Linked DNA regions of Homo sapiens: region 1 is linked to region 2. Evidence: read pairs that join two places in POLR2A ChIA-PET (ENCODE). Cell type or tissue: Panc1. All regions are shown on one strand.

What was found. Peaks named below come from ENCODE experiments on the same cell type or tissue, not always from the same donor. Only the 100,000 strongest peaks of a DNase experiment are listed, where the experiment ranks them.
Region 1: POLR2A ChIA-PET joins it to region 2 with 8 read pairs; 2 of 35 experiments call an interaction of 5 or more read pairs at or near these places.

Annotation. Positions count from the first base shown.
Region 1 is chr1:230,088,858-230,093,857 of GRCh38, forward strand. The region is part of intron 1 of GALNT2 (polypeptide N-acetylgalactosaminyltransferase 2); the gene reads left to right. Among named protein-coding and RNA genes, the nearest start is that of GALNT2, 24 kb to the left of the region's middle. In Panc1, no CTCF peak of the experiment used is centred here; no DNase peak of the experiment used is centred here; H3K27ac peaks cover 896 bases.
Region 2 is chr1:229,519,113-229,524,112 of GRCh38, forward strand. It overlaps ABCB10 (ATP binding cassette subfamily B member 10), which reads right to left. Exons shown (of 13, transcript NM_012089.3): 11 at 2,480-2,523. Among named protein-coding and RNA genes, the nearest start is that of NUP133-DT, 13 kb to the left of the region's middle. In Panc1, no CTCF peak of the experiment used is centred here; no DNase peak of the experiment used is centred here.

The sequences.
Region 1 (5,000 bases), 570 kb after region 2:
ATTTTCATCCAAATGGAAACCCTATGCCCATTAAGCAGTTGTTCCCCATTTCCTCATCTCCCCAGTCCCTGGCAACCACTAGTGTACTTTCTGCGTCTGTGGATTTATCCATTCTAGATATTTCGTATAAATTGACTCAAGCACTGTGTGTCCTTTAGTGTCTGAGTTCTTCCACTTGCCATAGTTTTTGAGGTTCATTCAGGTAGTGGCATGTATCAACTTTCCCCCCCGACAGTTTTTATTATGGTAAAATACATATAACAAAACTGACCATTTTAACCATTTCTTTCTTTCTTTTTTTTTTTTTTTGAGATGGAGTCGCTCTGTGGCCCAGGATGGAGTGCAATGGTGTGATCTCGCCTCACAGCAACCTCCGCCTCCCGGGTTCAAGCGATTCTTCTGCCTTAGCCTCCTGAGTAGCTGGGACTACAGGTGCACACCACCATGCCCGGCTGTTTTTTGCGTGTGTGTGTGTGTGTTTTTAGTGGAGATGGGGTTTCGCCATGTTGGCCAGGCTGGTCTTGACCTCAAGTGATGTGCCCACCTCGGCCTCCCAAAGTGCTGGGATTACAGGTGTGAGCCGCAGTGCCCATAACCATTTCTAAGTGAACAGTTCAGTGACATTGTGTTCACATTGTTACCACCATCCGTCTTTAGAACTCTTTTCATCTAGCAAAACTGATACTCTGTACCCAAAAAACAGTAACTCTCCATTCTCCCTCCCTGCAGCCACTGGCGGCCAGGGTTCTACCTTCTGTCTCTGTGAATTTGACTCTTCTAGGTAGCTCATGTAAGTGGAGTCATTCAGTATTTATCCTTTTGAATTGGCTTATTTCACTTAGCATAATACCTACAAGGTTTATCCATGTAGCATGTGACAGGATTTCCTTTCTTTTTAAAGCTGGGTAATAGTTCATTCTATGGACATACAACGTTGTGTTTATACATTACGCTGCTAACACGTGCAACACATTTGCTATTCATCCTACTGTGAACACAGGTGTGCACATTTCCCTTCGAGACCCTGCTTTTCATTCTTTTGGGAGTACACCTGGTGGAACTGCTGGATCATATGGGAGTTCTGTTTTTTAATATACTGAGGAACCTCCATACTGCTTTCCACAGTGACTACACCAATTTTACATTCCCACCAACTGTACACAAGGGTTCCAGTTTCTCCACATCCTCACCAATACTTGTTATTTTCTGTTGTTTGATAGTAGCCATCCTAATGGATATGAAGTGGTATCTTGTGATTTTGATTATCATCTTTTTTTTGGATGAGGGAAAGTTTGACCCCATATGTGGGTGTCTGTCACCAAGATAGAATGAATGTAATTTCCAAGGAAAAATAATCCCAGGCAACCTCTTCTGGATTATGTCCCAACTGATTGGAAATGCTGGGAACTTTCTGTGGTTGAAGGACCTTGACATTTGTTGTCAAACTGCCTGTGAGTCACTTATCTTCTGGGGGAAAATAAACATAACCGTGTCTTCCAGTCTGAAGTGGGGTGGGTGGGTGATATGAAGCATTGCACACAGCAGAGCCTGCTGCCCCTCCACAGCCTCTGCAAATGCCGTGTGAAGGTGGTGGACCTGCTACCAGAACTGGTGTCCTGCTGTCTCTGTAGTTAACTCTTAGGAGAAATAACGGTTGTGTGTGTGGAGGTGAAGAATGGGAAGGGAAGGAGGGGTGGGGAGGGCTGGTGCTTCTGAGGTTCCCAAAGTTCCTGGACTCGAATTTTCTGTTGGCAAATAAGCTGGTCAGAACTTAGGAATGTGGTAAGTTGATCCAGGAAGAAGTTGAAGGTTTCTATCTGTGTTTTTCTGTGCGGTTGTGTATGTGTAACACGTTTGCAGAAATAGTTGAAGCTTATTATTTTCTTCAAAAGATCTTATTTTCTAGTGTGTAAATCACAGGTAATTAAATATGAGTTAAAGTAAGAGAGAGACCCTTGGGCTATCTCAGACTTAGCTTTGAGAGAGAGAATGATCATGGGTCTAAGGCATCACTCTTGGTTTTATAGGTTTGGAAACTCAATGTTATTAGTTCCATCTAGGAGTTATCAATGGGGGATTGGGGTTTACATGCATCAGAATTGTAAGATACTGCTAAGAATGACAGTTCATTAATTGATGAGAACTGTGCCTCGCTGAGAAAGCCAGCACTCCTGGGGTGTGTGTACTCCGCAGACCTTTTCTTTTGTTTGTTTCTTTCTTTCTTTTTTTTTTTGAGACGGAATCTCTGTTGCCCAGGCTGGAGTACAGTGGCACGATCTCAGCTCACTGCAGCCTCCGCCTCCTGGGTTCAATCTATTCTCCTGCCTCAGCCTCCCAAGTAGCTGGGATTACAGGTGTGTGTCACCACATACTAATTTTTTGTATTTTTTTTTTTTTTAGTAGAGACAGGGTTTCACCGTGTTGGCCAGGATGGTCTTGATCTCCTGACCTTGTGATACGGCCACCTTGGCCTCCCAAAGTGCTGGGATTACAGGTGTGAGCCATTGTGCCCGGTCCTCAGCAAACCTTTTCTATCGGCCTATTTCTATCTATTTTCTATCGGCCACCTTTTCTATTGGCCTATTTCCATCTGTCTGAGGAATCTTGATGCATCGGCCTTCTCGTTCTGGGGATCTTTCTGTGTATAGAATCAATACCCTCTCCTTAGGGTAGTGATGGAGATTGATTTTTCAAAAATCCCAACATGTAATTTATGAAATTATTGTTTCAGCTCCAGACTCTGTGCTCTGTTCTGCAGTGTTGGAGCTAGGACCGCACATCCCAGCTGCTTTGCCAGTGGCTTCCGGGCCACCTCCATCAGCAGGAGGCGGTAGAAGCACCAGCAAGATGGGGCTTTGGTCCTTCCTGTTGGCTTCCTGTTGCCCCAGCTGTAGCTGTTGAATTCAGTCTTCAGTTATCCCAGCACTGGCCAGCCAGCCTCATCGTCCACACTCCCTGCAGATCCCACCACTCCTCCAAGGAAGTCTCTACCTCAGGGCCCTTTGGCTACGCTTCTAAGGTTAAGTCTAACCGGTTCCCTCAGGCCTAGGGGTGGTGGCTGCTTCCTGTCGTTGCTACTTCCCTGATATCTAGAATTTTCCTTTTTCTACCCAGTTACCTGGTTACTGACTTTCTACCCAGTTAACAATTTATATTAAAGCCCTTCTGTTCAAAAAGCTTATGTAGTTTCTGCGTTCTAATTGGATCCTGACTAATACATCTGACTTTCAACATTCTTTAGTAATCAGTCAGCAAAATGATTTCATGAGATAGACGTATTATATTTAATTGGATTACAGTTCACCTTATATTCCTTTAGTTTTTTTTTTTTTTTTTTTTGCACTGATCTTTCTGATTTTCGTTAGGCTCGTCTATGTAATTTGAGACATAACTCCTCTCATTAGCTACTTTCTAAATCATCAGACTTGAGTTCTTTCCTGGAAAGATCACCACAGATGGCTAATGTCATTCATTTTGTTGGCTCTTTTGGCTTTATAGTAGAGGGTGACAATTCTTTTGTTTTTGGTTTTTTTTTTTGAGCTGGGGTCTTGCATGACCTCACTGCAACCTCTGCCTCCCGGGTTCAAATGATTCTTCTGCCTCAGCCTCCTAAGTAGCTGGGATTACAGGCACGCGCCACCAAGCCTGGCTAGTTTTTGTATTTTTAGTAGAGATGGGGTTTCACCATGTTGGCCAGGCTGATCTCGAACTCCTGACCTCAGGTGATCTGCCTGCCTCGGCCTCCCAAAGTGCTGGGATTACAGGTGTGAGCCACCGCACCTGGCCAAGGGTGACATTTCTAAACCTTATCTCTAAATTCTGTGTCCATTATTCAGTATTCCTTTAACTTGTAGAGCATGGCTATTACGTGTTTAAGCAACATATATCTCTAAAAAGATTCGAGGCCGCTTATAAGAGAAAGTATATTATGTGTAAGCACAGATTCATTAAAATAAGAGTTTAAAAATCTGGGGTCAAATTTAGGGGGTAGAGGGGATGAGGGATAAAAAGGTGAAGGAAAAAAGAAGTGGATGGAGAATTAAAGAATGAAGGAGAATTAACACTGAACACCCACCCCCATGGAGCCGGATCCTGGCTAGGTGTTTGCCATCTGTGTTTAGTTTAATGCTCAGCATAATCCTGCGTGGCAGGTATGTTACCCCCATCTATAGGTCAAGAACCTGAAACCCAAAGTGCTGGCCGATTGTGCTCTAGTCCCCCTATACATTTCAGCTTACGTCTACTGACACTAAGCCAAGGGGAGCTCCTTCAGTTGAACGTGCAATTGTATCTTGGTAGCCAAAGCAAGAAAGGAAGCATGTTGGGTTGCATAGTTCTCATTTGATAATACAATGAAACATTTTCTTGAGAGAGAGAAACATTTTCTTAGCCTTCAAGCTTGATAAGAATCTAGTGGATATTAACTTAAAGGGCACTGAACATGATAATAGTGTCCGTCAGGGGGAGAAATAACAGAAACCAAAAGCAGAGATGCACACGTGGCCGTTTATTTAAATCAAACCTGAAGCAGAAGGAGGAGCATTAGATCACAGTTGTGTAAAGGCAATTCTAGGAGAAAACGATGGACTGTAGCTAGCTTTCTGCAGTCCTGACCTGGCCAAGGGTAAAACTAGATCGGCTGCGGGCTGTGTTCCCTGGGCTTCCTGCTGCTTCACTCCTGGGAGGCAGCACAGAGTGGTTGTTACGGGGAAGGTTTTCATAAGTGCTGTGAATCCACCCTGGGCCGTTTACTGGCCTTGCACATGTGGGCAAGGTACGGTCAAGCTCAGCATGATGACATTTTAGCCAATGACAGATCGAATACCCAATGGTGGTCTCATAAGATTATATACTGTATTTTTACTGTACCTCTGTGTTTAGATACACAAATACTATTATGTTATAGTTGCATACAGTATTCAGTACAGTAACAAGCAGTCCAGGTTTGCAGCCTAGGTGTGTAGTAGGCTATACCACCTCGTTTTGTGTAAGTGCATGCT
Region 2 (5,000 bases):
GGAAATAAGGAAGGGGAGTTGCATGGCTGCTAAAGAGTAGAGGGTCCCTGGGGGGGTGATGAAAATGTTTTCTAAAATTGTGATGATGGATGCACAACACAGAATACACTAAAAACCAATGAATTTATTTTTTAAATGGGCAAATTATGTAGTATGTGAATTATATCTCAAAGCTGTTACAAAAAAACCCCACAAATTACTAAGTGTCTGGGATAAGTACATAAATGAAAGAATTAGAGACTATTTTAAATGATCATCAGAGTAATCACTAGACCAGGTATCGTTCATAGCACAGTTTTATCCTGCCATCAGAGTAATCACTAGACCGGGTATCCTTTATAGCACAGTTTTATCCTGCTGGTCAGTGAGATGAGAATCTAAAATGAGTAAGATGGCCGGACGTGGTGGCTCACGACTGTAATCCCGGCAATTTGGGAGGCCGAGGCAGGTGGATCACCTGAGGTCAGGAGTTTGGGACTAGCCTGGCCAACATGGCAAAACCCCGTCTCTACTAAAAATACAAAAAAATTAGCTGGCCTGGTGGCACATGCCTGTAATCCCAGCTACTCTGGATGCTGAGGCAGGAGAATCGCTTGAACTCGGGAAGTGGAGGCTGCAGTGAGCCAAGCTCACACCACTGCACTCCAGCCTGGGCGACAGAGTGAGACTCTGTCTCAGAAAATAAATAAATAAAGTAAGTAAGTAAGTAAATAAATAAATAAAATGAGTAAGGCTGAGTACGGTGGCTCACACCTGTAATCCCAACACTCTGGCAGGCTGAGGGGGGAGGACTGCTTGAGCCCAGGAGTTCAAGACCAGCCTGGGCAAAATAGCAAGACCCCATCTCTACCAAAAAAATTTTTTTTTAAATTAGCTGGGTTTGGTATGGTATGCACCTATAGTCCTAGCTCCCTGGGAGGCTGAGACAGGTAGATTACTGAAGCCCAGGAGGTCAAGGCTACAAGTGAGCCATGATCACACCACTGCACTCCAGCCTGGGTGACAGAATGAGACCGTCACAAATTTAAAAATAAAATTAAATTAAAATTAAAAAGATATGTCTATAACTTTCAAGGTCCTGCTTATAGTTAATTTAGAAATAATAAACTAACTTTGGGAGGCCAAGGTGGGTGGATCACTTGAGGTCAGGAGTTCAAGACCAGCCTGGCGAACATGGTGAAACCCCACCTCTACTAAAAATACAAAAATCAGCCGGGTGTGGTGGCGTGCATCTGTGATCCCAGCTACTTGGGAGGCTGAGGCATGAGTATCACTTGCAACCTGGGAGGCAGAGTTTGCAATGCGCTGAGATCGACCACTGCACTCCAGCCTGGGTGATACAGCGAGACTCTGTCTCAAAAAAAAGAAAAAAAGAAAAAAGAAAAGCTAACACATGAGACCAAAAAAAAAAAAAAGAGACTAATCTGATGTAGATAAAACATTACAAGTCCAGCTTTGCAAATGAAAACACACACCCTCACAAAAAGGTAGCTACTATTCTTTATATATTATTCACAATAGCCCCAAACTGGAAATGACCCAAGCGTTTATCAGCTGGTGAACAGATCAACAAATAGGGATCCATCCATACTACTTAACAGTAGAAGGGAATAAAGTACTGATACAAACTACAAATTGGAGAAATCTCAAAAACACTCCACCTGTACTAAGTGAAAGAAGCTAGATGCCAAAAACCATATATCGTCTGATTCCATTTATCTGAAATGTCTGGAAAAGCAAATCTAGACAGACAGAAAGTAGATTCGTGGCATCCTGGGGCCGGAAACAAGGAACGACTGACTGCAAGTGGGCACAAGAGATCTTTTTAGGGTGACAGAAATGTTCTGAAACTGGACTTTGTGTGCAACCAACTCCGCAAATTTACTAAAAGTCACTGGAAAGTACATTTAAAATAAATGAATTTTATATATGTAAATTCTGCTTCAGTAAAGCTGCTTTTTTTTTTTAATCACCTATAAGCCTGAGAAGAACAGTTGTATAACAAAGGGAAGGCTATTGCTTCCTTAAAAAGAGAATGCCCGCCTTTCAGCTAAAATGGCTCTTCCCTTTCCTTCTAGGAATCTTGTCTAAGTACTTCAAGTCTGTACTATTCACTTTAGCAGCTGATTACAGATTGTACAAATATGCATACTTACGCTGTTTTATATTTTGCATTAATAATCACTGTTTCACTGGCTAGACTGTATGCTTCTTGATGGAGGGTCCATGTGTTAAATTCTTCTACCTCCAACAACCTTAGCACAGTACTGAGCTCATGATACCTAAGAAATACTTGTTAAATTTGGACAATATACTACACTAACTTACCTTTCACCAGAACTGTCACCCTCCCACTCCAAGAAAAAAAAAAAAACAAAAAACAGGAAAAGGAAGAAGACAAATAGTAAATTACAAATTACAAGGTCCCTAATAAAAATAATCCCTAATTTAAAAAACATCCAAGTCGCTTCAGGCTTACCTTTAGCAGAGCACGGGCAATCGCAATCCGCTGTTTCTGCCCACCTGACAAAGACAACATTTAAAAAAAGAAGGCCTCAACAAAAAATCTTAGTAATAGGCTTTTATGATAAACCATATAGCAATTTGAAGGCAAGCTTCTTCTAGTTAGTCATAGCTGACACAGATAGACCAGAAACCTATTTTAAAATATAGGTTTAAAATATATCAATCCCAAAATTAATAATTATTATCATAGCCAAAATGTATTGATGACTTCCTATATACCAAGTATTTTCTTTTCTTTCTGTTTTTGAGACAGGGCCTCACTCTGTCACCCATGCTGGAGTGCAGTGGCATGATCACGGCTCATTGCAGCCTCAATCTCCTGGGCTCAAGTGATCCTCCCACCTCAGCCTCCCAAGTAGCTGAGACTACAGGTGTGCACCAACACACCTGGCTAATTTTTGGTAAAGATGGGGTTTTGCCATGTTGCCCAGGCTGGTCTCAAGCTCCTGGGCTCAAGCAATCCGCCCACCTCAGCCTCCCAAAGTGCTGGGATTATAGGCGGGAGCCACAGTGCCCGGCCAATACCAGGCATTTTCTATATGCACTGCATGTATTATCTCATTTAATGTTTTTATTTTAAATAATTTCAAACAAGGTCTTGCTCTGTCACCCAGCTGGAGTGCAATGGCATGAACACGGCTCATTGCAGCTTCAACCTCCTGGACTCAAGTGATCCTCCTGCCTCAGCCTCCTGAGTAGCTGGGACCACAGGCCCATACCACCAAACCTGGCTAATTTTTAAAATTTTTTGGAGACATGGTCTTGCTCTGTTGCCCAGGCTGGTGTCAAACTCCTGGACTCAAGAGATCCTCCTGCCTTGGTCTCCCAAAGTGCTGAGATTGGGAGCCACTGTGTGAGCCACTGTGCCTGACTAATCTTTTTAAAAATCCTATGAGACAGACCCTATAATTATTCCCATTTTACAGATGATAAACTGAGATACAAAGTAGCATGTCCAGGATCTCATAGTTGGTAAGTAGTGGAACTGAGATCTGAACCTACACAGTGCAAGGGGTATGCTCTTAAAAGCATGTAAAGATCTATGCTGTTCATCACTACACATATTTCCTCCCTAGCAGAATATCCAATGTAGCAAGGAAACCAGAAACTCAAGATATTTGCAGTTTCCAAAGAACACTTGAAATGTCTGGGAGCAAAGGACATCAGTGGTGCTGAGACTGATAATTCTAATATTCCCACATTATAGCAATTCTTTTTTTATTTTTTTTGAGACAAGAGTCTTGCTCTGTCTTCCAGGTGGAGTACAGTAGTGCAATCATGGCTCACTGCAACCTCTCGCTCCTGGGCTCAAGTGATTCTCCTGCCTCAGCCTCCCCAGTACCTGGGACTACAGGCAGTGCCACCATGCCCGGCTAACATAGCACTTATTCTTTATGATGTTCTTTTTTTCCCCTCCTCTAGAGGAAAAAATAGTAATATGTGTGTATGTATGACACTGAAAATTACAGTAAGTCACTCTAATCCTGTCTTTTTAAGCTCAAATTCTACTAAAAGTGAGGGAACAAACTGGAAGTAGGTGTGGGAGAAGGTGGGATGGAGTGGAGTCAGCAGGATCTGTGTTGATTCCCTCCCTATCTTTGTCTCACCCCATCCTCCCTCCTTTCCTCCAGGAACGCTACTCCTAAGTCATACTTGGAAAGTCTCAGAGTGCTCACTCCTCCCAACTTACATTGTTTATAAAACCCAATTCCATTTTTGGGGATAAAAAACATTCCTTTTTGATTTTATTGGCTGAACATACTTATCAACAGTAGTTGCTGGACATCATTTTATTTCATATAAGAGAGGTTCATCCTCTACATCTGAGGTGTGTGGTGCTGCTAAATGCTGCTCTAAACAGGAAACCAGTGCACACAAGGAGGGCAGTGAGGAAAACCCTCTCCTGAGCCTCTGATTGGTGAGGCTGTCTGAGTGCCCTGAGGTAGGTCCTTAGAGCAGCCTGCTGATGGCTTAGGTCCCCTCTGAGTCATGTGTGGTGCCAATCAGTACCCTGGGAATCTATTACTAGGTGCTCTGTCTTCCTCCCAGAAAGCAAGAGCAGACTGGAACCTCTGGTTACTTCGCTGAGAAACGGAACTGGAGGATCCTACCAGAGGGAAGGACATGCAGAATCTGTGTCAAGGGAGGTGACGTGCTCTTAGGACAAGCCTCACACTTCAATGTTCAATAATTTCACCACGAGCAGTTTACACTGGTTTTCTGCCCCGTTTCTCAGATATGTTTCAGAGATGGAGTAGCAGTTCACTTTCACACAGCAGTCAGGAATTCTACTCCTGGAACATCTCAGATCTATCAAAGACGCCTTTTCATCTACTGCTTATATATATATATATATTTTAAATCATATACAATAAGCTTAAAACCCTTTTGTTTTATATTTTCTGTGGTCTAACTTCAAATGAAAAGTTTAGCATAGGAAAAGACTGTTGTTTTAGTCTAATCTGCCAGCCTTC